2 separate regions of the Homo sapiens genome follow, and region 2 is linked to region 1. A link is a loop called in an ENCODE intact Hi-C map of the cell type or tissue named here. Cell type or tissue: heart left ventricle. All regions are shown on one strand. Each heading gives the region's core, and the rest is flanking DNA. Links, peaks and the distances in the headings are about the cores only. Region 1 holds the start of LINC03153 (long intergenic non-protein coding RNA 3153). Region 2 has its middle 55 kb from the start of LINC02606.

Region 1 (5,366 bases), core at 130-5,129:
TAGATAATAGAAGAGGGGCACCATTCTCATCTGGCTACTTCAAGCTAAAGAGGGTCGCTGGTTAAGGGGAAAGGCCGGATGGTGGAGATTGGGTTTGGAGCGGTTGGTATCCTTGGAGCAGCATCATGTCTTGTATTGTTCCATGGGTGAATGCTCTGATACGGTTCTGTAAAAACTGGGTAGGGAGACATAAGAGGCAGGGGCCAAATGCTAAAAAGAAAGAAAGGGTTATAGCAGGACCTAGGAGGGGCAGAGGCCAGGGAGCCCAGGAGTTACTGAACCACTGAGGCCATGTGGATTGACTGTCCCTTAATTTTTGTGCTCGGTCTTTGAGTTTTTTGACCGCATCTCATACTAATCCAGATTGGCTGAGATAGAAACAACATTGTTCACCTAAAAAGACACAGAGACCGCCCTTTTCGGCTGTAAGAAGATCAAGGCCTCTGCGGTTCTGTAGGGTAACTGCTGCTAGAGAGCCTAATTGATTTTGGAGGTGAGTGAGAGAATCTGCAATCTCTTCTGATGATGCTTGAAAGTCTTTGGAGAGTGACTGAAAATATGATAATGAAGTTCCTAAGCTTCCAGCTCCTAGTCCAACACCTGCTGTGACCCTGAGGGCTGCTAATAAAGGAACAAATTGTATTGCCTTCTTTGAACAGGCATGGACTGTGGCGGGCATATGGAGTTCTTGGTCTGGGGGAACGAGATTAATATTGGGGGTAAGGTAAATTAAGGTGCAGGTACCTGTCCAGTTGGTAGGGAGACAGGAGTAGATCGTGGAGCCACAGAAGAAAAAGATGCCTGAGGTGTTGATACAAACAGACAAGTGAATTGAGAACAGATGCTGTAGCATGTACGTTCCTCATTTAGAGAGCCTAGGCTTGGCTTCGGCAACCCAGAGTGAGGAGGAGAGAGAGACCTCTTTGAGAACCCCTGTTTGGGGAAGGAGTTTCTATGTCTGAGAGGCCGGGGGAGAGGTGATGTGAAGGGGCTGAGTGAGGAGACCGTTGGCTTCAGGAAAGACTGAATAATCTACTCGGAGTGAGGTGTGGGAAGACGGGTGAAAGATGATTTGGGTTGAATTACAGGTGGAAGGAGGGACGGTGCCTATGTGTACGTGTCTATTGGAAGAAGTGATACATAAGGGGACTTGGCCAATTCTAGTGGTGTCGAGGGTTATGGGGCCTTGAATGGTAGGGTGAGGGAGCTTGGAGCAGTTGTAGTTGGCAGTACATGTGGAGAGGAGTTTGGTAGCTCTGTTAGCTAAGGTGGTAGGATAGTTTCCGGCGAGGGTGAGGGCTTTGTCTATAAAGGCAGAGACCCTCATTGTAGTAGTGAAGCTCTCTCAGTGAGGGAATACTGGGGTTGGACTGCAGGGGCAATGAGGAGGAGAGAAGCAGGGGCAGAAGAAAGGGAGGCTTCTTTTGCTGCTTCATCAGCCTTTCTGTTCCCTCTTGAAATGTTATCTGATCCTGTTTGGGGTCCTTGACAGTGTATAACTCCTGCTTGAGTTGGCAGGTGTACAGCCTGAAGGAGTTGGTAAATAAGGGGGCCGTTAGTGATGGGGTTCCCTTTGGCAGTAAGGAATCCCCTCTCTTGCCAGATGGTGGTGTGGGAATGAAGGATGTGATAGACATATTTGGAGTCTGTATAAATGTTGACTCATTTGCCTTTGGAAAGGGTTAGGGCTCTGGTGAAAGCTGTAAGTTCTGCTTTTTGGGAGGAGGTTCCTGGAGGTAGGGGCTTGGCTTCAATTACTCAGTCAAGAGAAACAACTGCGTATCCAGCAATTTTGGGGGAGCCAGTGGTCCCAGAAGAGGAGCCATCTATGAATAGCTGGTCATCAGGGTTGGTGAGAGTCTCAGAGGAAATGTTTGGGAAATGTGGCTGCAGGTGGTCTAGGATTTCAGTGCAAGAATGAGTAGGAGGGGAAGAGGATACAGGGAGTAAGGTATTCCCAGGAAGGATGCTGGGTTGAGGGTAGCACTCTTGGCAAGGCTGAATTCAGGATTTTTGATAAAGAGAGCATGGAGTGATTGAATCCGGGAAGGAGGAAGGGAGCTTAATGCTCGGGAGGTGAGGAGATCTTGTAGATTATGAGGATTGTGGATGGTGGTGTTTTGTCCGAATGTTAGTTTCCTGCTTTCTAGAGCTAGAATGGCTGCTGCTGCTAAAGCCCTAAGACAAGCAGGCCACCCTTTGATTGTGTTATCGAGTTGTTTAGAGAGGTAGGCTACAGGGGCAAAGGAAGGAGGATTTCTCTTCTGTTGCCCTAGTACACTGAGGGCTGTTCCTTGGTTCTCGGCAGTACAGACAGTGAAAGGTTGGGTGATATCAGGTAAGGACAGAGCCGGTGCAGTGAGAAGAGTGGTTTGGAGTTTGTGGAAATTGGGGAGTATGTTATATGAGGGGTTTAGGAGTTCATTGAGGGGGACTTTGGCTGCTTCATAGAGGGGGTGAGCCGGAAGGGCAAAGTTGGGAATCTGTATTCTAAAAAAGCCTGCCAGCCCTAGAAAGGAAAGGATTTCATCTTTGGAGGAAGGCGGGGGCAGATTGTTTATGAGTGCTGCTCAGGCTGGGTCATAGCCTGGGCCCCAGGAGAAAGTTGAACTCCTGAGCAAGTCACTTTGGGGATGGAGAGCTGAGCCCTGGAAGGGGAAACTCTATGCCCTTTGGCAGCGAGAAAGTTTAAAAGAGTGACTGTGTGAGTTTGAGAGTCTTTTAGAGAAGGGCTGCAAAGGAGAAGGTCATCCACATACTGAAGGAGACGGCTAGGAGAGAGGTCTAAGGAGGTGAGGTCCTGGGTGAAAGTTTGTCCGAAGAAATGAGGGCTATCCCTGAAGCCTTGAGGGAGGACAGTCCATGTGAGTTGTTGTGACTGGAGGATGTCAGGGTCAGTCCAGGTGAAAGCAAAGAGGTCTTGGGAATCCAGGTATAAAGGAATGGTGAAGAAGGCATCCTTGGCTGGGTGTAGTGGCTCACACCTGTAATCCCAGCACTTTGGGAGGCCGAGTCGTGTGGATCATGAGGTCAGGAGTTCAAGACCAGCCTGGCCAGGATGGTGAAAACCCATCTCTACTAAAAATACAAAATTTAGCCAGATGCTGTGGTGGGCACCTGTAGTCCCAGCTACTCAGGAGGCTGAAGCAGGAGAATCACTTGAACCCAGGAGGCAGAGGTTGCAGTGAACTGAGATCACACCACTGTACTCCAGCCTGGCGAAAGAGCAAGGCATCCTTTGGGTCAATAGCAGTGTAATGGGTTGTGTCAGAGGGATGAGAAAGAGAAGCGTATATGGGTTGGGGTCTATGGGATGAATAGGGAGGACAGCTTGATTGACGGCTCAGAGTTCCTGGACAAGTCAGTATGAGCCATCTGATTTTTTAACGGAGAATGGGGGTGTTATATGGGGAACGTGTTGGTCTAAGAAGACCACATGCATGGAGCTTGTTTATGATGGTCTGTAGGCCTCTTTGGTGAGTCAGAGAAATAGGGTACTGGGGGACATTGGGAAATTTGGAAGGGTCTTTGAGCCAAATTTTGATGGGGTCATGGTGAGTGGCTAAGGAAGGGGTGGTGGTGTCATACATAATTGGATCAACAAGGGAGGCGGGAAGTGGGTACTGGGGAGAGGGGTCAGGGGCTGAAGTAGCGCGAGAAGCAGGAGAGACTCCGGTGGAGGGAGACTGGAGGAAGTGATAGACGCTTTGAATTTGACTAAAAGATCTCGTCCTAAAATAGGGATTGGGCAGCAAGGCATGATAAGGAAAGAGTGTGAGAAGACAGTTTCAAACAGGGAACAGGTGAGAGGCCTGGTGACACGTGGACGAGAAATAAGTCCATCAACCCCTACAACTGAGACCTGGAAGGGATGAGTGGGTCCTGAAAATTCAGGCAAAGCCAAGTAGGTGGCCCTGGTATCAATTAAAAAAGAGATTGGCTTACCTGCCACTAGTAGAGTTACCCTGGGCTCTGATGCAGTGATGGCAGATGGGGCCGGGGGCCCTGGGCCTTGTCAATCTTTAGTGGCCAGGCCAAGGAGCTGCAAGAGTGCAAGCGGCTCTTCGCCCTTTGTGTTGCTGAAGAGGTGGAGGTCTGGAGGGACAGGTTTGTCTGACTGTTGAGGGGACAATCAGATTTCCAGTGACCTATCTGTTGACAAACCGGGCAAGGGCTCTTTGGTACTCGTGAATTAGGACATGCCCCCGCCCAGTGGCCTTCCTTGCTGCACTTGAAACAAGGCCTGCGAGGGATGCTGCTATCAGATCTTTTGTGCCCTTCGGTACTATGCCTAGGCTGACAGATAGCCGCTGCTAGAAGCTGGTATTTAGCACAATCTCTTTGGGCTTTATTTAATTTATTTTGCTCAACCCTGTTATAAAGACTTTGAAAGCCAGGTTAAGGAGGTCTTGCTGTGGGGTTTGAGGGCTATCCTCGACCTTTTTAAGTTTGCGCCAAATGTCTGGGGCTGATTGGGAAATAAAATGAGTATTGAGGACAATAGTCATTTTACAGGAGGTAGGATCAACACAGGTATATTTTTGGGGAACCTCTGTAAGGTGGGAAAGAAACTCAGCAGGGTTTTCATCTGCTCTTTGGGAAATTTCTTTGAGTTTTTTTAAAGTTTACAGCTTTGTGAGCAGCTTTGTTAAGGCCTACAATGAGGCAAGTAACCATATGGTTTCAGGACGCTCGGCTGGGGTCTGTGGGTTGCTATTCCCAGGAAGGCTCTTCCTGGGGGACTGCTGCAGCCCCTACTGGCTTAGTAGGATCTTCCTGATGGAGGTCATTGGCATGTGCCTGGGCCGAGAGCCACACTCTTTCCTTCTCTTCCAGAAAGAGGGTAGAGAAGAGAATAATATAGAGATCATGCTAAGTAAGTTTATAAGACTGGCTGAGATATTTAAATTCTTTGATGTAAGTATTGGGATCAGAGGAGAAGGACCCAAGATGCTTTTTGATTTGGGAAAGATCAGTAAGAGAGAAACGAACATGGACATGGACAATTCCTTCAGCTCTTGCGACCTCTCGGAGCGGGAGTAAGGAAGGGCATCCCGGGTCCGGGAGCAGGTAAGAAGTGGAGACAGGGAGGACTTACAGTCTGAAGCCAGGTGGTTTGAGAGAGGAGGAGAAGGGGACAGAGCTGGAGCAGGGGCATACGGTGGAGGGTCGGGGTGATGGGGAGGAGGATTAGGGCGCGGTTGGGGAATGGAAAAGTCAGCAGGGTCAAAAGAAGAGGAGTCGTCGGTTGGAGCTGATGGGAGGGAAGCAGAAGACGAGTCAGGCTTGGAGCAGGCAGGGAGGATTTGGAAGGTTGAACAGGACTGGCAAAGAGAAGGATGGCAACAGAGGGTGAAAAAATCCTG
Region 2 (5,366 bases), core at 269-5,268, 560 kb before region 1:
TGCTGGCTGATGTTAAGGGTCCAGATGGAAGGAGAAGTTGGGGAGAGTCTGGGAGGATGTGAGGAGGAGGAATGAAGTGCTGTTATGAAAAGGAAGTGATAGGCTGAGGTTCAAGAGGATTTCTGGGCCAAAAACCCATTGAGGAGAATAATGGTCTCCCAAGGGCCCTGGAAACACTCCATTGCTTGATATAGTCAACATTTTACAAGATCAAGTCTCAGGATCTGTTCTGTCGGGAGTGACCACCTCTTCCCCAACTTGGATGTTTCATCTCCAGGCTCTCTGCCTCTTTTACCCGTTTGTGTGGGTTTGCAGCCTCGGTCTTCTGGGCTGTGGACAGGGCTCTGGCCCTGAAACACAGGCTGGGAGGCGAGTTCAGTGAAGAGGACCAGCACGCCTGCCTTCTGCTCCTCCTAGGAGAGTCTCAAATAACAGATGGCGGAATAGCCAGAGAGCATCTTCATCCCGCCGGGGTCAAAGGAGGAAGGAGCAACCAGATGAGGTGGGAGGCTCTAGGAATACTAGGGGTAAGCAGTCAGTGGGCTTCTGGTCTCTGGTCCGAGCTGACACATATTTGAGCGGTTTCTCTTCTTCCTTTTTTTTTTCTGAGATGGAGTCTCACTCTGTCGCCCACGCTGGAGTGCAGTGGTGCGATCTCAACTCATTGCAACCTCTGCCTCCTGGGTTCAAGTGATTCTCCTGCCTCAGCCTCCTGAGTAGCTGGGATTACAGGCGCCCGCCACCATGCCCAGCTAATTTTTGTATTTTTGGTAGAGATGGGGTTTCACCATGTTGGCTAGGCTGGTTTTGAACTCCTGACCTCAGGTGATCCACCTGCCTTGGCCTCCCAATGTGCTGGGATTACAGGCGTGAACCACTGCGCCCGGCCCCATTTGACTGGTTTCTTTTGGGACAGTTTCTTTGACTTCTCTAATTCCTCTGTCCCATGGGGTCATGATGCCTCAACACTTCTGATTTGCCCTCATGTGTACCAGTTTCAGGCCAATGGCCTCCTTTATCTATTCAGCATTCGTAGTTGAAGCCAACCTTAAGAGTGGCTGAAAACATTCCAGATCATCTGGGGTTCATGGGAAAAGTTGGGGCTGGAGATATATGTCTGGGAGTTGTCACCACGTAGATGGCGTTAGAGCCCTGAGTTGGGGAGAGTTCACTTAGGATGTGAAGGTGGGTGGAGAAAACAAGACTCTGGCCTTGAGCTCTGCGCCAGCCAATCTTAGAGGCTGAGAGACTTGGAGGAGGAGGAAGAGGAAGAGGAGAAGGGAGTGGGATGGACAGAGGATCCCAACGAGCACTTACAGAGCATTTACCACGTTCCAAGCACTGGGAGAGGGAGCTGGAGGGCCCCACGCCTGGCCCTCCAGTAGCTTCCGGGCCATTGGAGGAGGCTGAGTAACAAACCGCCACCATCAGACTTGGCAACAAGTTCATTGAGGGGTTAGTTGCTGGGGCTTGGGCAGTAAAGAGAGGTGCATCAGAACCCTACAGGGTATCCAGAGAGGGCTCCCAGAGCCTGAGACACGGGAACTGAGTCTCAGAAAACAAGTGAGTGCTGGAAAGTGAGGGGCAAGGTGATCCCGAGAGCCCACAGGAGAGGCGCAAACTGAGAATTGCAGTTGTTAGATGGGGGTCCATGCAGAGGGGCAGGGGATCCCTGATTGGCAGAGCACTGGGAGCCTTCTGTTTGGGTTTGATCCCATGGGGCTGTGGCCACAAAATCAGGGGTTAGGGGTCAGCAAACTATAGCTTGCAGGCCAAATCCCTCCTGCTGCCTGTTTTTGTACAACTTGCAAGCAAAGGACGATTTTTACTTTTTTTTTGAGACAGGGTCTCACTCTGTTGCCAGGCTGGAGTGCAGTGGCGCGATCTTGATTCACTGCAACCTCTGCTTCTTGGGCTCCAGTGATCCTCCTGCCTCAGCCTCCTGAGTAGCTGGGACTATAGGCGCACACCACCATGCTGGGCTAAATTTTTGTATTTTTAGTAGAGATGGGGTTTTGCCATGTTGGCCAGGCTGGTCTTGAATTCTTGAGCTCAAGCAACCCTCTAGCCTCAGCCTCCCAAAGTGCTGGGATTACAGGTTAAGCCACTGCGCTCGGCCAAATTTATACTTTTCTTAATGGTTGGGAAAATAAATCAAAAGAAGAACAATAGTTCATGGCTGGGCGCAGTGGCTCCTGCCTGTAATCCCAGCACTTTGGGACGCCATGGCAGACAGATCACCTGAGGTCAGGAGTTTGATACCAGCCTGGCCAACATGGCAAAACCCCATCTCTACTAAAAATACAAAAATTAGCTGGGTGTGGTGGCACATGCCTGTAATCCCAGCTACTCGGGAGGCTGAGGCAGGAGAATCGCTTGAACCCAGGAGGCGGAGGTTGTAATGAGGCGAGATCACACCACTACAGCTTGGGCAACAGAGCAAGACTCCATCTCAAAAAAAAAAAAAAAAAAAAAAGAGGAGTAGTAGTTCATGACATCTGACAATGATATGAAAATCAAATTTCAGGCCAGGTTTGGTGGCTTACACCTGTAATCCCAGCATTTTGGAATGCCAAGGTGGGCAGATCACTTGAGGTCAGGAGTTCGAGACCAGCCTGGCCAACATGGTGAAAACTCGTCTCCACTAAAGATACAAAAATTAGCTGGACATGGTGGTGGGTGCTTGTAATTCCAGCTACGCAGGGGGCTGAGGCAGGAGAAAGAGAATTGTTTGAATCTGGGAGGCGGAGATCGCAGTGAGCTGAGATCATGCCACTGCTCTCTAGCCTGGATGACAGAGTGAGACTCTGTCTCAAAGAAAAGAAAAAAGAAAATCCAATTTCAGTGTCCATATATAAGGTTTGATTGGGACAAGGCTTCATCTGTTCAGAAGCTATAGGCAGTGTGTGCTCTCCAATGGCAGAGTGGAGGATTTGCACTGAGACTGGTGAACTGCAAAGCCTAAGCTTCTCACATCGAATCCTTTAGAGAAAAATTGTGGAGGCTTTGTGACATGGTATTTTAGACACCCAGTGGTATTTTAGACACCCAGTGGCAAACAGGACAGACAGAAATTGGGGCTCTTGTGGTTTCCATCCTGGAGGGGGATGCCTCTCTCCAGCATTGCCTCTTTCTGAGGGCAGAGACCACGTGGATGGGATCGGCTCCTGGTTCTAGGATTTCTCCTGTTCCTCTTCCCAGGAGTGGAGTCAGCTGTCACAGGGAGCCGGTGACCCTTAAGGCCAGGACCTGCCGGAGCCTCCCATGTCGCTGCTCGCTCTCCAGCCCTCTGGGAGAGGTGACGTGGGCCGTGTGGGGCCAGTGCAGGGCACCCTCTCTGGCATGGCGTTTATGACGTGGTTGTAACGGGCTCCAGGCCAGGAAAAAGATGTACCTGCTCCTACAAAAGCGAGCCCTTCTCATGAGTGCACTCTCTCTCCCTGGTGGAGTAGCAGTGGGAACATCTTTTACCCAGAGCTGAATGTTATTGTTTTGTTTTTCCTTCAGGGACGAACTGTTCACTCAAGGGCAGGCACCAAACCTTGTTTTCTGGGGAGGGGAGGCCACCTCCCATGGCTCCCCTGCAGGGACTCACATGGTCCTTGGAGCTCTCCCTTGAAGGCTGTGAACAAAGACAGAGCGGTCCAGCCCGGGAGTTCATAGCTCCCTTTGGAGCCCCTTGGCTCGGCCGGCCTCTGACTTCAGGGTTGCTTGGCTGAGCAGGGTGCTCCCAGTGTGCTCCTTGGTGTGAAGATATGCCTGTGTCACTTCCCGAGTGTCCCAGCAGCTGGCTCAGGCTTGGCCACCCTTGCTCAGCTGGAGAGCCCCTCCATCAGCAGAGGCAGCCTTGTCGGTGGCTAACAGCAGGGCCTGGAGCCTGAGTGCTGGGGTACAAATGTCGCTCTGCCACTTAGCAGCAGTGTGACCCGGGCAGGCTGCTTAACCTCTCTGTGCCCTTGTATCTATAAAATGTGGTAATACTAGTGCCTGCCTCGTAAAGCCTTTATGAGAATTAAGCGACTTAGCATCTGGAACATACTTAGAACAATGCCTGTGTGCAGGCCGAAGCAGACCTGTCTAGGACACTAACCCGCTGTGTTGACTTCTGATTATCACCAGTTCCAGGAACGCCTCTGAGATTTTTATTTTGTCTACTGCTCTTGCGTAAGAACATGTACTTTCGGTAAATCCTGCCTTTAGGTCAAAATAACCTTTTGAAAAAATATATTAAAAAAATATAAATAGAGACAGGGTCTCACTATATTGCCCAGGCTGGTCTTGAACTCCTAGTCTCAAATGATCTTCCCACCTCAGCCTCCCAAAGTGCTGGGATTACAGGTATGGGCCACCACACCCAGTCCCAGAACAACCTAGACCATAAGCCCTGCCCTTAGGCAGATTCACTTGGCATGCTTACCTTTCTCTACAATTGTCTTATATATTGCTTCCCTATTGGTGTATAAGCCCTGGGTCTGGGAGGGAATGGCGTAGGGATCCATCATCTTGCCTTGCAGCCGCCTGAAATGATGGCTTCTGTTCCTAAGTCCCTATTAAATTTCCCTTCCGAAGCTGGGTACGGTGGCTCATGCCTGTAATCCCAGCACTTTGGAAAGCCGAGGCAGGTAGATCATTTGAGGTCAGGAGTTTGGGACCAGCTTGGCCAACATGGTGAGACCCCATCTCTATTAAATATACAAAAATTAGCCAGGTGTGGTGGCAGGTGCCTGTAATCCCAGCTACTTGGAAGGCTGAGGCAAGAGAATCACTTGAACTCGGGAGGGGGAAGTTGCAGTGAGTTAAGATCGCGCCACTGCACTCCAGCATGGGTGACAGCGAGACTCTGTCTCGAAGACAGAGAAAAAAAGTTCCTTTCTGAGAAATGATATATCAGCCTCTTTGTTCCACCTCTCAGCTCCCTTGGACTTTGGGGGCAGGTTTGCACAGATTTGCACACTGCAAAACAATGGTGGCACAGAATGTTCCTACGCGTTTTTGTGACATAAATAAACAGAGGGAGGTCCTCAGAGGGACCCTGGCTCTCTCCTTCTCTCTGTTCCCAGAGCACTTTATGAATTTGCTCTTCTAGCACCTGGCCGTTTTGTTATAGGGTCCAGGGTGGGCACTGCCTGAAATATCTGTGCCCCGTCCATTACCTTGCAGAGCACCTGGCTCAGTGTAGGCTCTGGGTAAATGAATGAACGAATGAGACACCCCACCTTCCCCAAATTGGTAGAAAATGTTCCTGGAAAAATGAGTCCCTGTGAAGGAAACTTTGACCATAATTTCCAAAGGAATTTCAAAGCAGAGTCCATGTTTCCAGGGTTGACCAGCACGGCTGCTGGGTCTGGCTGGGAACTTGGAGGTTG

The links. Hi-C counts contacts between places; a loop is a spot of excess contacts. Peaks named below come from ENCODE experiments on the same cell type or tissue, not always from the same donor. Only the 100,000 strongest peaks of a DNase experiment are listed, where the experiment ranks them.
Region 2: a loop joins it to region 1, with 4 times the contacts of the local background. A loop is called at or near these places in 5 of 110 quality-filtered maps.

The regions. Positions count from the first base shown.
Region 1 is chr1:8,921,934-8,927,299 of GRCh38, reverse strand. LINC03153 (long intergenic non-protein coding RNA 3153) reads left to right here and starts at 426. Exons shown (of 4, transcript XR_002958531.2): 1 at 426-493. In heart left ventricle, for the core only: no CTCF peak of the experiment used is centred there; no DNase peak of the experiment used is centred there.
Region 2 is chr1:9,481,316-9,486,681 of GRCh38, reverse strand. No RefSeq gene overlaps it. Among named protein-coding and RNA genes, the nearest start is that of LINC02606, 55 kb to the right of the region's middle. RefSeq lists a silencer at 3,646-3,846. In heart left ventricle, for the core only: no CTCF peak of the experiment used is centred there; DNase peaks (open chromatin) are centred at 3,281 and 3,721.